2 separate regions of the Homo sapiens genome follow, and region 1 is linked to region 2. Evidence: chromatin loops called from intact Hi-C (ENCODE). Cell type or tissue: prostate gland. All regions are shown on one strand. Each heading gives the region's core, and the rest is flanking DNA. Links, peaks and the distances in the headings are about the cores only. Region 1 overlaps LOC101929547 (a long non-coding RNA gene). Region 2 overlaps SLC24A3 (solute carrier family 24 member 3).

Evidence for each region. Peaks named below come from ENCODE experiments on the same cell type or tissue, not always from the same donor. Only the 100,000 strongest peaks of a DNase experiment are listed, where the experiment ranks them.
Region 1: it touches region 2 in a loop (6-fold over the local background); 84 of 110 quality-filtered maps call a loop at or near these places.

The regions. Positions count from the first base shown.
Region 1 is chr20:19,203,242-19,208,624 of GRCh38, forward strand. It overlaps LOC101929547 (a long non-coding RNA gene), which reads right to left. Exons shown (of 3, transcript XR_007067549.1): 3 at 4,278-5,383. Among named protein-coding and RNA genes, the nearest start is that of SLC24A3, 6.7 kb to the right of the region's middle. RefSeq lists an enhancer at 4,208-4,766. In prostate gland, for the core only: a CTCF peak has its summit at 2,869 (motif pointing right); a DNase peak (open chromatin) is centred at 2,880.
Region 2 is chr20:19,586,238-19,591,620 of GRCh38, forward strand. All of the region lies in intron 6 of SLC24A3 (solute carrier family 24 member 3), which reads left to right. Among named protein-coding and RNA genes, the nearest start is that of RIN2, 170 kb to the right of the region's middle. In prostate gland, for the core only: no CTCF peak of the experiment used is centred there; a DNase peak (open chromatin) is centred at 2,754.

The DNA of each region.
Region 1 (5,383 bases), core at 333-5,332, 380 kb before region 2:
ATATTCTTCCCAGTTATTTCTCTGTTCTCCATTTGAGGCTCCTATGATACATATGTTGCATCACACGTATGAGGCTCTATTCATTTTTATTCATTCTCTTTTCTTTTTCTTTTTCAAACTACACAGTCTCAATTGATCTGTCTTCAAATTTGCTGATATTTTCTTCCGCCTGCTCAGATCTGCTGCTGAAAACCTCCAGTGAATTTCTTATTTCAGTTATTGCACTCATCAACTTCAGAATTTCTATTTGTCTTATTTTTAAAAGCAGTTTCTATCTCTTTATTGAAAGTTTCTATTTTGTAAGACATTTAAAGACATGGTTTCTTTAATTCTTCAAACATATTTAAAATAGTTGATTTAAAATCTTTGTCTAGACTACACATTGGGTACAGTGTACACTGCTCAGGTGATGGGTAACCAAAATCTCAGAAAACACCACTTAAAAACTTATTCATGTAACCAAACACTACCTGTTCCCCAAAAACCTACTGAAATAAAAAAAATAAAAGTAAAGTATTTGTCTAGTGTGTCCAATATCTGGGCTTCCTCAGACACTGTATGTTAACTTCTGGTAGTTGTTGTTATGGGTTATACTTTCTTGTTTCTTTACATGTCTAAAAATTTTTAATTGACAACTGAACATCTCCAGTAACATAACATGACAAGTCTGAAAATCATATTCTTCCTCTTCCTTAGGGTTTGCTGTTGTTGCTATTAATACAACCTGGGCCAGGCATGGTGGCTCATGCCTATAATCCCAGCACTTTGGGAGGCTGATGCAGGAGTATTGCTTGAGGCCAGGAGTTCAAGATCAGCCTAGCAAGATCCTGTCTCTACAAAGAATGAAAAAAGAAAATACAACCTGTAGAGGGGCCCTTCTGTTTTCCTCTCCCCATTCCTCGTTGTTCATTGTTTGAGCACAGCTCTCTTTTCTAGTTGTCATTCAATGCTTCAGAAAAATGGCAAATAACTATTTACATGACAGTTGAATACCGCAGTAATCATTGTTGCAGATAAGATTCATCAATGGATGTTAAAATTAGCGGGTGAAATTTTGAAGAGAAACAAAATTTGCATAGCTTCAAAGTACCTTTCCCAAAATATTAACTCCATGTTATCAAGGTTAGCACGAATAATAAGACATATTGACATCAGAAATCCCATGGTATGAGGCAATGAGAAGGACATGGCATAATTCCATTACCATGATGCATAACCTCATCCAGATAATGAGAACATATTAGACAAAACTAAATTGAGGGGCATTTGTGAAATAAATCATTCGTACTCAAAAGTGTCAAAGTCATGAAAGTAAGGAAAGACTGGGGAAAAATTTATGAAACTTGAATAAGTTCTGTAGTTTATTTAGTACTATTGTTGCTACGTTAATTTGTAGCTCTCGTTATTTTACCATCCATACACAAAGTGATAACATTAGGATGAGATCCATGAAGGGCCTCTTGGGATTCTCTGTACTATTTTTATGACTTCTGTAAGGCCAAAATTAGCTCAAAATAAAAAGTTAAACAAAAATGGTTGTACCCAAGGCGGGAGGACCACTTCAGGTCGGGAGTTCTAGATCAGCCTGGCCAACATAGTGAAACTGCATCTCTACTAAAAATACAAAAATTAGCCAGACGTGGTGGCACATGCCCTTAGTCTCAGCTACTTGGGAGACTGAGGCAGGGGAATGGCTTGAATCTAGGAGGCGGAGGTTGCAGTGAGCCAAGATTGTGCCACTTCACTCCAACCTGGGCAACAGAGCAAGGCTCTGTCTCAAAAAAAAAAAAAAAGTTATATCTACTTTTTAGCATCTCAAAGGAATAATTTTTATTCGTTTAATAATTTTTGTCATCTTACTCAAAAACTTGATATTTTTGGACATGGTATTTTAATGAGAACATGACTAATGCCGACTATGGGTAGGAACACTTTGAAAAAATAAAAATGATTTCACCAAGATATGCTCAAATTCTCATGATACTTATTCATCAGAGTTTAAGTTATACCCTGTTTTGTGTTTAAAATGCATTATGCACTGGTGTTGTTGAACTAACATAGTTTACAATGATGTGGGATTTAACGTCGAAATTTTTCTTTTCAATATTATATGGAATAGGGTGTGTTGCTATTCTCAGCTAAATGTTTGATGCTGTAGCTGGAATTCTTATTCCTTGGAGACTTTAGAAGCTATTGCTTGTAGACTACTTTAAATGCTTAAACGTTGGGAATTTGGTTCTTGTGGTTTTCCATATTTAAGAGGTGTTTAAAAGCAAATGAAACGTGGAAAGTTGAAAAAATGAAAAGGTATGTGTAATCGTGAGTGCTGTAACATATAGTTAGCTATGAATACGGGTAGTTATGAATTCCTAGTCATCTCATCTATGAGGAAATATCAACCAAATCTATGCTTTTCAATCTGTGCATTTTGTTAAAATGCAAGTTCTAATGCAGTGGTCCCAGGAGTCTACCTTTCTAACTAACTCCCAGGTCATGCCACCAACTCCTAGTGCCTGCTGGTCCAGGGACAACATTTGGAGTACCAAGAACTTAAATGATTGGAAAGAAAATGCTATGCATGAGTCCTGTCTATTTCTGGCATAAACTTTCAAAGAAAGGGACTTAATTTTTAAAAAGTGAAATATTTAAGTACCTAAAGGAACTCTTTGAGAAACTCTTGCCAGTGAAACAAACTCGGGAGACAGGAAGAGCTGCATGCGACACACCAGTCATCTTAATGTCACATGTCACCTGACTGGAAATGTGGAAAGAAATGAGGCTGTGAAGTCAAAGATTAAGCTGAACCAGTCAAGGGCAGGTAGGAAACACATCTCAGGCACACAGAAATCCCCCAGCAGGAGAATTACCGCTGCCACCAGGGGGCGCACCGCCACAGCGATCCTAGGAAGAGCATCTGGACCCAATCATTCTGCAGTTCTGGGGCTGGAAACCTGGGCGATGAACTGAGATGAGGAGATGGACACAGCACTGTATAACGTGAGACCATCCCATTAGCCTCAGGTCTCTCTGAGGATGACGACTTGGTGATGGGTCATGTGTTTACCACTCAAGTTTTTGCACTGGACAGCTGAGCTGGGCTTGAAGTGGATTCCGCAGTCAGATTTGAGGCCCTGGGCAAGAGGGGTTTGCTGTGATTATCCCCATCAGAATAACACAGGGCTGTCTAAAGTACAAAGAGCCAACTGACTTTGGCATCTCTCTCATCTGAATGTTTTGTATTTTCAAAATGCTTCATTGCCGCAAAGCACCCTTCTGTGGAAAGGTTGGCATCATCTTTTACCATTGAGGAAACTGAGGCACAGGGGAGGAATGGACTATACTTTAGATCTGTGGCCAAATCAGAATCAGAATTCCAGCTTCTTGCTCCAGCCGTAGCAGACCACCTGGCTGGGCTGCCTTTCCCCTGTCATCTCAGGGCTCCTCCGAATGAGCCTCGGGCACAGAGCTGCCAGCCATGGCAGGGAGGAGCAGCTCCTTGGAAGCCAGGCCTGGAGGCCCAGCCTAGCCTCATGCTCAACCCTGCCAAAGTCAAACCATTTCAATTCCTTTCATTTAAGTCAACTTGCCTTAACTGCTTACACATGAGCAGATTCTTTTAATTTTTCTTTATTTTTTTAATTAATAAAATTGGACATACTGATGGAAGAAAAATAATTTTAAAGCTATGGAAGAGTATAAAATAAAAAGTGAAAGTCCCTCTACATTCTCTGATCCCCAACCCCAAATCCTGTAATCCCACATCCCAAAGTAATCAGAGATAGAGAGAGAGAGATGATTTTGCTTAACTTTACAAAAATGGGATTATACAATTCATAGTGTAGCTTCTTTTTTTTTCCACTTAAGATGTACTGCATATCATGGTCTACCAGGATGAAGTTTTGAAATTTCAAAATGCTAAAACATTTTTTAGATCTATTGTCTTGATTTAAAATATAGGATACCTAAGCCTAATATTTGTATATTAACAAAAATAAGCCCTCAGGGCTCTCCCCAGGCTCCTCTGCCACACTCAGCACCTTGTCTGCCCAAGTTTACGAGGGCAAAATTAAATTAGTGGCATGTATGTGTTTTCTTTCTGAATGATCCTGACAGAATGAACAAATTCCTCAAATTGTGAATACTTAATGTTTGTCCTCTGTGGATTTAAAATTTTAATCTCTTTATTATTTATGTGGTTCTGAATTATTTCTTACAGGAGTCTTTAAGAAACATAGTACTCAAGTGAAAAATGAAATACATATAGACATAGCTACAGGTTGTGTTTTCATACTCTGTCTTTATTTCTTCCAAACACCCCAAACAAGTCAATTTAAAATATCAACAAATAGGTGCTGGGCGGTATATTTTTTGCTTTTTAGACTTGCCCTCCAGGATTTACCAAAAAATACATGCCAAGCTGTCCCTTTCTCTGAAACAGCAGGTCTCAAATCTTAATATGAAAGGATACCTGGGACCTTGTAAATAGGGCAGATTGTTGGGCTTCCTGAGTCCCACATCCTCAGGATAGGTTGGGAATGCACCTTACTAACAAGCTCCCACATACTTTTTCTGCCCAGCAGAAAGGAATTTGATTGACAGGATCCTCCATGAGTTTGTCATGGCCTGGGTGTGACTCTTTCCTGATGGAACCTATTCTACTTTCCTCTCATTTAGAGAAAAAGGAAATGGGTTGTACTGACTTTTGCCATTAAAAGCTGCCTCAAGGTCTAACGCACATTGCAGGAATTTTTCTGTGCTTGTCTTTGACAGCTTGGCCCCCTGAAGTTTCCCAGTGGACCTGTTGTCCTGCAGTTTCCCTTGGGCTCCTCCTTATGTAGTGTAGCTGGTTTGAGAAGCAGCTGATGACTGTTTCAATTTCAACTGAAGTTCCTTACAAAACTAGCCAATCTGGGAGGTCATTTGTCTCTGATCCAGATGTAGTGGTTTGATTATTCTTGGCTTATACTAAAGTTGGAAGGGAACTGAAGCATCAGGTGAAAACCACCTACACCTTCACAGTGTGAAAAAGAACAAATCACAGCTATGCACACCACAATGGACAGACATCACAAAAACGAAGATGGGCAAAAGGAGCCTCCCTTTATCTGAGGTTCAAGGACAGGCAACAATGATCTAGGGTACAGGGTTGGGAAGAGGCACTATCTCTGGGGAATTATTGCCTGGTGAGGGGCTGGCACAGGGAGACTTTCAGGGAGAGCAGGAAATGTTCCATGTCTTGGTCTGGAACCTGTGAGGATGTATACGTATATACAGAGTCATTGAGTTAATGCTTAAGCTGTGTGCGTTTTGCCTCATGTATGTTATACTTCAACACATTTTCTTTTTTTTTTTTTTTTCTTCTGAGACAGAGTCTCGCTCTGCC
Region 2 (5,383 bases), core at 306-5,305:
TTGTTTGCAGGGTTTGCAACTGTTTTGCCAACTCTGATATCCTAAATTTCTTCATAGGGATTTTATTCAGAAACAACACAACCCTGAGATCTCTGCCCAAATACCCACAACTTTGTGTATCTTCTAGTAAAAGGCACTTCTAAAAGCTCATGGAGGCTACTCCACTTACAATATCAAGGAACCTGCTGATCCTAACCACTTGATCAGCAGCCTTGATATGAACAGTGCACTGTTCTCCTAGAAGTGGCTGATTGGGTCAGGGGGCTAAGGAAAGCCCCGGGGCAGCCTTCCCCCTACCCTTTGCCAGGGCCCTCACCCCACAGCAGCGGCAAGGGGCACCCCATGCTGCCCGTTCCACTGATGTAGACTCGAGGGTCTCCATGCAGGATACCCCGGGTCCACCATTGCATTCTCCACTGCCCATTTTTACTTCCGTCATCTTCGTGCCTATTGATTTGTCTGGATTGCCTGGTGTGTCAGTTGCCTTCAGGTGACACGCAGAGGGACACCTGGATCTCATCGGGATTCAGCTCCAGGGCCCACAGGTGGATGGGTCCCTTCTATCTGGAAAAGGGGCTCCCAGTACATGGTGACTGAGCTCTGCTCAGCTCCTTAGACTGAATGATTTCCCTCTTCTCATCCTCTCAGTCAATGAGCTCATGTCTTAGATTTTGTGTACCCACAATATGTGCTTTTTAAATCTCCCATAAATGTAGTTAGTATTTTTTTAAAAAATGAGTCTCTGCCTTTGCCTTTGGTGCTATTTGCACTTCCCTGGCTCTCCTTTGCCTTGGACACCTGCTTGTGGCCTTCCACAGATGAACAGTTGCACCCAGCAGAAGAGTCTGTCGCTGTTAGCACTCTCCTAATTGGCATTGTCACCATCAGCAGTATGGTTATTAGTCTGGCTGTTATTAGTGTTGTCATTAGTTCATTCATCATTTGTACCTGAAGCTTGATTCACAAGCAAGCCCAAAGGAAGAGAGATAATGTAGAGAAATGAAACAAATGACTGGGGAGCATCTAGTCAGTGCCACACAACTAATTACTTATGAAATGGCTTGGATGCATGTGTGGCTCATCACTCATTAGTAACGCGGTTCATCCCAGCTTGGTTGGAACACCTGCATCAAAGGCAAAGGGCTCCCTGAACTCCAAAAAATGCTGGTGTCTGTCCCTTGACTCACCCCAGAAGGTCTTTGCTGGCTCACCTCACAACCCTGTAGCCATGGACAGAAGTAACAACCATGACTGTTGGGAGAAGCAGTCCACAGTCCACGCGATGACTCTGGATGCCAACCTTTCCTTCTGACTTTCCTGTCATGTGCCAAACTGGAGATTTTCAAGGCCATCCAGCTCAGGGTTTTGTAGGATCCTTCAAGTCTTTGCAGAGGAAGCAAAATTATGTTTTGGGAAGAACATGGGCTGGGGAATCAGACGGGTCTGGGTTTAAATCCTGATTCTGCCATTTTCTGGCTGTGGAACCCTGGAGAAGTTACTTATGTTCTCAAAGCCTCATTTTTCTCATCTATAGAGTGGGTACAAGCACACCTACTTCCTAGTGTTGCCATCAAGATGAATTGTAGCATGTTCAGCATTAATAGACCTGCTCTACATGGTAAGTCAGTCTCAGTTAGACACCATTAGCTATGCTCAGAATACGCATCCCTGGGGTTCTCACCTCCAAATTCCACCTAGGTCACTGTGATAATTTGACCAACTCATTGATGGAACTTATCTAACAGTCAAGGGTGTCCACAGCTTAATTAACAGACACAGGATACTCAGTGGGAAGGAAAGGGATAGTCAGGGAGAAGGTCTTCTAAATGTAAATCAAAGTAAGGAGATGTTCGTAGAAAAACAGTCTCAAAGGACTAGTACTTACTTCTGTGCTGTCTACCAGTGGGAGGTGAAAAAAAAGAAATGACAGCTTCCCAGCCTCAAACAGGGAGAAGCTCTCCCAGGCGGTGGAGTTGGTGCAGTGGAATGTTACGGCAAAGGCTGGATATTGGGAATTGAAGCGATTAATAAATCCAATCATGGATTTCACTTAGCATTTTATTTATGTTGATCTGCACTTTCATTTGGCTGGGAGAATTACCAGCGAGTGCCCGTGGGCCTCCCTCTATGAATTTCAGCATGGAGGGTTGCACATGACCAAGTCTGTTATCCATCTGAAATTAAAGTAATTAAGCTATAAGGTTTGAGTTCCTGTCTCAATTAGGGTTTTGATGAATTCAGTGTAATTAAATGTCTGCTGTATTTGCAGTTTGCAAACATAACCCTCGCTTTGGTGTTCACCTAAGGTGCTTTGGGGAGTTTTATGGGACAAAAAGGAAATTGCTTTTTAGAAAGTGGCTTATAGAGAGGTTCTTGGCATCACTTCAAGACATTTACAAGGCTGTGGTCCTACAAGTTTCCTTTATTTAAAAACGAAGAATAATAACAACAAAGAGAAAACACCGAGCTCTTGATGCAACATACTAATGTATCTTGTACGTTGTATTGAAGGGACTTCATGCCAGTTTTGTAAAACAATGTACTTGTGAATTTCGATCTGCCGTTCAGAGCATGTTAAGATTTAAATGCCTAACCACAAACAGAAATTATGCAGTTTAACTGCATCCCAGGTTAGGACTTTCATATTCAGGTTATTACAGGCCGGCAGATGGCTCTAGTTTATAATAAAGAGCTCCAACATCAGCCCTACTGGCATGCTTAAAATGTGCCTGATGTTCTTTGGCAAGGCCCATCTCATCTTGGCTGGGTTTGCCTTTCTTCAAATAATACTGGCTCGTTTAAACAAACCCTAGCAGCACCCAAAGATTGCACCTCTGAATTGAAATCCACCTGCATTTGGGCTTCCCCAAGAGACTCTAAGCAAGGACTCAAGTGCAAACAGTTGATTTGAAAGGTGATCCCAGGAAGTGCTTGTGGGACAGTGTGGAAGGAAGGCAAGGAAGAGAAAGCAGTGGAGGAAAGTGTGTTAGCAAGCCAGTTATCACTGTGGGTAACAGAGATCTAATTCTTCTGTGGGAACTGGGAGACAGTTTAACTGGAGAGCCACTAAGTTATCTCATGTAAGGAGGCGGGGGAGCTAGAGTATTTCTCCACCAGCTTCCATCATTCATTGGTTAAAGACTGCACTTAAGGGATATTAATTCCCCAGCATTCCAGCTTGCTGGGCTCAGGCGGAGTGGACCTTGGGGCCCAGGGAAAACCCCCAGGCAAAGAGATCTAGGGGACAGCAGTGGAAAGGGCCTGAAATGGTAAAGGTGGGGAAATATGAGTGAGCTCATAGTAAAACATTTGCTATGAACTCAAGACAAAGACTTTAAAACAATACACTTCCTGGGTCTCATCTTCAGCTCCCTTGGATGAAACACAAGCTTTAGTACTAGGCAGACTATAAAGTGTCTAGGGCCAGGACATCTTGCATTTAAAGAATTTTCTCTAATGTTAAAAATACCAGCTACTGTTTATTAAGCTTCTCTAACGTTCAGGCACCACACTAGATTCTGTAAAAATATTTGCGGAAATACACCCACTGAGTTTTAAGATAGTTATCATCCTTCTTTACAGGCAAGGAAATGGATACTGGGGGATTCAGTATTCCCCAGATGGCAAAGAGTCTATTGTCTGGTAGTTAAGACTGAATTTGAGCTCACATCAGTTGGTTATAAATTCCATTCTCCTTCCAAAAGGGGGAATCTACGATTTAAAAACCTCCAGATGTTATCATTGCATTCTTATGATTAGCCTTGGATTTTATGTGTTCTTTGGAAGTTTTGAGTGTAGGATCTGGGGTCAATGCCAAGAAAACAGACACATCAGCAAAATGGTGGTAGCCCCTGCTACAATGGAAGTATTAGATAGGTGCAAAAGTAATTGCGGTTTTTGCCATTGAAAGTAATGGCAAAAACCGCAATTACTTTTGCACCAACCTAATATTTTACTTAGCACAAACAATGTGCAGCTAGAAGTTTCTCTTATACTCAGATGGCATCTCCCACAGCTGGGCTTTTGCTTCCACCACAGATGGAGGACTCAGGCTGATAAACACAGCGGGACACCCACAGGCTGCCCCAGCTTACCCCGTACACCTTGATTTCTATCTTATTGTTCCCCAGACAAAACCCAACACACAGCTCCCCTGTTCCAATCCTGAGATGCATCCAGATTTTCCAAGAAGCTGGGGACAGAGGACAGGGGAGGCCAAAAACCACACACCCATAGTGCTGCCAAACCTAAAAATAGGGGCTGGAGGCCTAACATCCATTCCAGGGAGGGAGATGAAATTGCAAGGAAGAGAGCAAGTGATCTGTTGAGAAACCAAGAGGGCAGGTGTGGCAGAAGGCCTCATCCAGGAGCCAGCGTGCTTCCGTACATGATCCTGTGAGTAGCAGAGAGCAGAATGTGAAGTGCAGGAGTAGACCAAGGCCAAGGTCAGGTCCAGCTGAGGCAGCCAGTGAATTCCATCACACCCAGTAAAACTGGGTTTCTCCCGGCATCTTCTGCAGGCTGTGGCATCAGGAGGCAGATTCCTGTTAGAAGCAGAGCCCCAGCCCTAGCCCAAGGCCAACTGAATCAGAAGAGCAGCTCACCTGCTTCAGCTCCATCTGCAGGCTCAGCTCTCATCACGTTCTAGACCAAGCGTGGCCCTGGATGAGAGGCAGCCTCCAGCAGTTGGTCCAGGAAAGGTAGACAGTCCTGCTGAGGCCCCAGTCTTATGACTGACCATCTGCCTGAGGCTGTCTCTTGCACTGTCCCCTCATAGTTTCTTTTCTCTGGCCATCCCCACCCCAACCCCCTCAAGGCCAGGTCCTGACAGGGCCCCACACCTGATCTCCCCCTGACAGATGCTGTTGGTCCCAGGCCCAGAGTTCTGCTAAGGCCACCCACCTGGCTCTGTGCTGCTCTGTTTTCATTGCCTCTACAACTTCACCCCAGATCTCTGTGTTAGCTTTGATCTGGGCTCACAAAACGTGTGTCTTGCTTGTTCCACTTCTTTGATACGATCTCCTGAAGTCAGATTCATTCTCAGATCCACATCTAGACTAATTAGAAGCTTTCAGTTTCAGGTAACAACAAAAAAAAAATCCCAACTCTAACTGGCTTCTTAAATGAAGGAAATTTATAGATGTCTCTGAAAAATGCAAAGGAAAGTGGACATCAGGTATGACTTGATCAGGACTTCCAGCCCCATTGTTGTGATTCTTTTATCTCTAATCTCCTCTGTTTCCTTCCTCATACTAGTTTTTTTTTTTTAATGGCAGAAAATAGCTGTAGCATTTTCAGGCCTCAGGTACACATACCACTTTGGCCAGGAAAGAGAAAGAGGATGTCTCCTTGGCCACCACATCTCATTCCCCATCCCCCCATA